Linked DNA regions of Mus musculus: region 2 is linked to region 1. The links are chromatin loops, found by intact Hi-C in ENCODE. Cell type or tissue: left cerebral cortex. All regions are shown on one strand.

Region 1 (2,500 bases):
GAGGCACCTTAAGTTCTTAAAGGATGGCTTTTCTTTGTGTTTGTATGTGTGTGCATGTGTACATGCACATGTGTGTTTGCAGGTGTGTATGTCTGTGATATGCAAGCATGTGTGTAAGAGTGTTTGCAAGTGTGTGTGCGTGTGCATATGGTTTCGTGCGTGTGTGTGTGTTATGGTATACATGCACGCATGTGTGCTTGTAGGTGTGTGTGTGTGTGTATGTGGTTATGTGTATATGTGTGTGCAGTATGCCTGCCTGCATGCATGTATTTATGTTGGCAAGTGTGTGTGTATTGTATGTGTATGGTATCTATGCATGTACATAAGTGTGTTGCAGGTACAAGTGTGTGTATGAGCATGCATGAATGTGTATGTGTGTATGTGTATGGTACACATGCATGTGTGTAAGTGGTTTACAGATATGTGTGGTTGTATGGTTGTGTATGGGTGTATGGGTGTATGGGTGTGTGTGTGTACGCCTGTGGAGGCCCAAGGCTGATGTCTGTATACTTCATCAATAATCCTTCCACATTACATTCTGAAGCAGGGTCTGGGTCAACCCCAGAGCTCACCAGTACATACATTCTCACTGGCCATCTTACTCCAGGGATCCCATCTCTTCCTTCTAAGAGATCACAGGTGGATATTTATGTGGATTCTGGGAAGCCAAACTCCAATCTTCTTTCTTGCTTAGCCAGCATTTAAACAGCGCGAGCCATCTTCCCATTCCCTTAAAGATTATTTTTAAAAAGAAATACGAGAGTATCTCCTCTCTTGGCTATGGAGCAGGTTCTCATTCAGCCTGGATCTTATAGGTGCAGGAAGACAGGCTGGCCATGAGCCCCTGGGACCTACCTTTCACTGACCCACCCAACTGTAGGGCTCCTGCAACTGTGCTGCAGGCCTAGCTTTTACCTGGCTTTGGGGAATCTACCTAGGTTCTCATACTTGCACAGCAGGCACGTTTCAGACTGAGCCCTCTCTGCACTGCCCATTGCTCTTGTCACCAAGAGACAGGGTCTCATAGCCAACTCCTGTCTCAGCCTCTCCAGCGTTGAAAAAGCAGGTGTGTGTATTTGTGATAACACATTACAGAAGCAGCCTCTGAGGAAAAAATACCCATAGTTCACATATAATTCAGTCACATCAAGTGTATACATCAATCAGTGTAGACCACTTCCTTATCTTGGACCTTCATGGTGAAGGCTGCGGCTCCTTCAAGCCTTCCTTTAGCTGACTGCTAAGTTGTCTGGTCCAACACAGTCACCTAGTGGCCAATGCAGGCCACTGCTCCATCTTCTTGATGCTCATCATTCAATTCTCCCTCTAGCAATACTGCTCTACTACAGAAAGAGCAATATAACTGTAGTATATATGGTATAAAATGACAAGACTATGTGAGAAGGCATATCTTTCAGGCATTTTAATAAAATGTCAAATATCCCTGGTGCTGACATTTTCTAAAAGTTAAACTAGAATGCTGCATTGCTTCTGATTAATTCCCTGTACAATTACAATACTCTGTCTTTCCCAGCAGTTCTGTAGTAATGCAATCCCACATCTGGGCAATCTACTATTTATAGCCAACCAGCCAAACAGTCAAGCCATTAATGAGGAAGACTCCTTCACTTGCAGCCCCCGAACCTTTGTGTTTCCAGTCCAGATCAACTGTGAAAACCCTCCCACTAATTACCATGCCCTACCGGAGCTACAATCTCTGTCTGATGTAGAACTGAGGGGCACACGAGACTGAATGCAGACTCCTGAGAACTAGCTGGGGAGCTGTGGGGGCAACTTTTGGTCATCTCAAGGTTCCAGACTTTCCTGGCAATTTGATAGAAGGCTGATCTACTTTGGTTGAGGCATAGCATGGTTGCTTTTGACACGGACCCACAGATCTCCGTGCTACTAAGAACATGCTGGATTTTTGTAGGTCGAGGCTGGAGATGGCTGTGGTGTCCTAGTTGTGAGCAATACTACACCAGCACAGCTGACTACCAGTCATCTTATCATAGGGAAGTCTCCTGACCCTCAAGAGGCACCATAGTGAGAGATTAAAGATTATTCAGCTTCAACAATGATAGAAGCACAGTTCCCCTTTTTCCCTAAGTCATTATTTAAAGAGAACACAGTCTTTGAGTAGCTGGAGGCTTAGGCTTATGACAAACTCAGAAAAAAAAACCCATCTAAAACTCGCTTTTCATGAATAATTTTTCAGTTATTCAGCTGGGTCCTGAGTGATTCTACATCATGCCACTGCACCATGATCAATGGTTAATGGAGTAGTCCAGATGTGTGCTTGGACTTTCTCTCTCCACTTTCTATCACCCCATCTTTATGAGTGGACACTTAGTTTAGCTTCCCCATCCTCTCTTGGGTGCCACAGTCCCAAGAGCTCTGTGAAACATGAAAGGCTGCCTCGCCTGCAGAAGTTAGAGATTTTTCTTTTTTCTCTTTACAGTGTCATTTTTCTTCCAAGGTTTCTCTTCTCTGGATGCTT
Region 2 (2,500 bases), 65 kb after region 1:
TTTTCCTTGAAGCAGAGCCTCACTCTAGCTCATGCTGAGCTGGAACCCATGTAGCCTAGGCTGGAACCCATGTAGCCTAGGCTGGACTTAAACTCATGGTAGACTGCCTGCTTCTTCAGCCTCCTGACAGTTGGGAGTACAGGCCTGAGCACCACACCCAAGCTTTCAAAAGGAACAGCATCATGGAAACAAAAAAGATATTTAGCTTGACACTGACCCACTTTCCAAGAAAAGACTGGCAAAGAACATGAGTCCTGACACTGAGTGCATGAGAGGTCCCTGTTCATAGGTAAAGCATTTCCTTCCCAGGGCTGAATAAAAATATTGTTTCAATATGAGTAAATTCTCAGAAAGTTACCAGCTGAAGGGCTCAGGGTTGATCAGAGGCAGAGTATTTGCCTAAAGGTTACCAGACAGGGCTGGAGAGGTGGCCGAGTGGCTAACAACATGTACTGTACTTTCAGAGGACATGGTTCAGTTCTAAGCACCCATATCAGACAGCTCACAACCACCCTAAGTCCTACTCCAGAGATGCGATGCCTCTGGACTCCTTAGGCATGTGTACCCACACTTAAAATTAATAATAATAAAAAAGTCTTTAAGATCACTAGCCAATAAAGAGTTAAAAATAAAGATATGGTGGTGCACACCTGTAACCTCAGTACTTGGGATGTGGAAGCTGGAGCGTTAGGGGGTCAGTCCTTGGCTATCGAGAGAATTTAAGGCCATCATGGGCTCCATGAGACCATGACTTATCCCAAACCTCCCACCCTCCCAAAGAAAGAAGTATGATAACTGACCCTAAGGAAAAGAAAAGATGAAGAAAAAATATGTATCCTCAGTTTTTAAAGTCTTTTGGATTTTTAAAGCAAAGGTTGCATACCAGGGCATGGAAGCTCACCACTGGGATCCTAGCACTCAGCAGGCACAGGTAGGTAGAGCCATGTGATCCCCAGGCCAGCCAGAGCCATACAGGAAGACCCACTGCCAATCAACAAATAAGGTTAAAGAACCCTGTTACCTACCTGAAATGGTAGAGGATCCTTTAGAATTGACTTAAACTTGGAGCTAAACTACACCCTACTCACTCCTAAATGCATATTCAACTTCCTGTGTTACATGCACTGCATTTATCACTATGGAGGGTATATGTATGCTACTGTTGTCTTTTTAGGTTTCATAAATGGATACAATTTCCCTTCTAGAAGACACTGCTGCTGCCTCAGCTCCACAGTGACAAGCAGAGATGACATTCACCCGGCAGTTTGGTGACTCCCTGCATGAGCAGCATGTGCTTTCAAAGGGAAGCCAAAACCCAAGAGGCGCACGCCAACCCAAGAGGAGCACGCCAACCCAAGAGGAGCAGCCAACCCAAGAGGAGCACGCCAACCCAAGAGGAGCACGCCAACCCAAGAGGAGCACGCCAACCCAAGAGGAGCAGCCAACCCAAGAGGAGCAGCCAGGTCAGCAGATTTCTGCCCCCACCGAGCGAGCTCTTTGGACGCTTCCCAGCGCCAGGATCCTGAGGACACACAAAGTCCTGACTGAGCAGCTTGCAAAGATTCAGCAACACAACAACGTAATCCAGTCTGAAAGCTTTGAAAACTAATAGCCCCACGATACCACTCTCTCCAACATGGGGAGGACTTGACAACTTCAATATTCATCCAATATGGAGAGGACCTTGTATAACTCAAAAACTGTGTGATACATCCGTGTCTTGGGAAAGGTTCTGAAAGTCTCTTCCCTCCCAGAAGACAAAGGTGCTATCTGCCTTAGACCTTCTGGGAAAAGAGAAAGTGAAACCGATCTGTAAGAGAAAGCCTGGGAACAAGACATCATCTGTTCCTCACATCTGCATTCCAGAGAGCACACTCAACTCTACTCAGGAAGGGCTTCTGTTAGGATGTGCCTTTAGAAGTGCGTGAATGACATCAGGGTTCCGCAGTGTTGAAACAAAGGAAACTTTTCAAATGATGATGAAGCCGAGTGCACTTAGCTGGATCATAGCCTAAAGCTGGAGTTGTGGTTTTAGTACCAGCCACCTATGTATCCATATATTAAGGCCTCTGTATTAGAATACTATTTAGTTGCCGGTTTCCAGCAAAAGCATCAAGTCCTTCTACAGGGTGCAAGAAGGGGAAGGATGAGGTGAATGCTGGGAACTGAGCCCCGTTCCTGCCGCCACAGCAGAGGAGCCTACACTCCCATCATGGAATGAGGAGGAAAGCATCACATGACTTAAGCCTCACTGTTATAACTCAGTTATAACACAGTTATAACAGTTATAACTCACTGTTATAACACACTGTTATAACACAGTTATAACACAGCACAACAGTCAGTCAAGTGCAGTGGTTCTCAGCCTTCCTAACGCTGGGATCCTTCAGTACAGTTCCTCATGTTGTAGTAATCCCCAACCATAACATTAGATTGTCACTTCATAAGTGCAATTGTACTACTGTTATGAATGGTAATGCAAATGTTTGCACTTCCTGAT

What was found. A loop is a pair of places that touch in the nucleus more often than their neighbours do. Peaks named below come from ENCODE experiments on the same cell type or tissue, not always from the same donor. Only the 100,000 strongest peaks of a DNase experiment are listed, where the experiment ranks them.
Region 2: it touches region 1 in a loop (2.8-fold over the local background); 3 of 42 quality-filtered maps call a loop at or near these places.

The regions. Positions count from the first base shown.
Region 1 is chr9:60,598,460-60,600,959 of GRCm38, forward strand. The region is part of intron 14 of Lrrc49 (leucine rich repeat containing 49); the gene reads right to left. Among named protein-coding and RNA genes, the nearest start is that of 9230112J17Rik, 54 kb to the left of the region's middle. In left cerebral cortex, a CTCF peak has its summit at 1,278; a DNase peak (open chromatin) is centred at 1,257.
Region 2 is chr9:60,663,200-60,665,699 of GRCm38, forward strand. The region is part of intron 8 of Lrrc49 (leucine rich repeat containing 49); the gene reads right to left. Among named protein-coding and RNA genes, the nearest start is that of Lrrc49, 24 kb to the right of the region's middle. In left cerebral cortex, no CTCF peak of the experiment used is centred here; a DNase peak (open chromatin) is centred at 1,384; H3K27ac peaks cover 233 bases.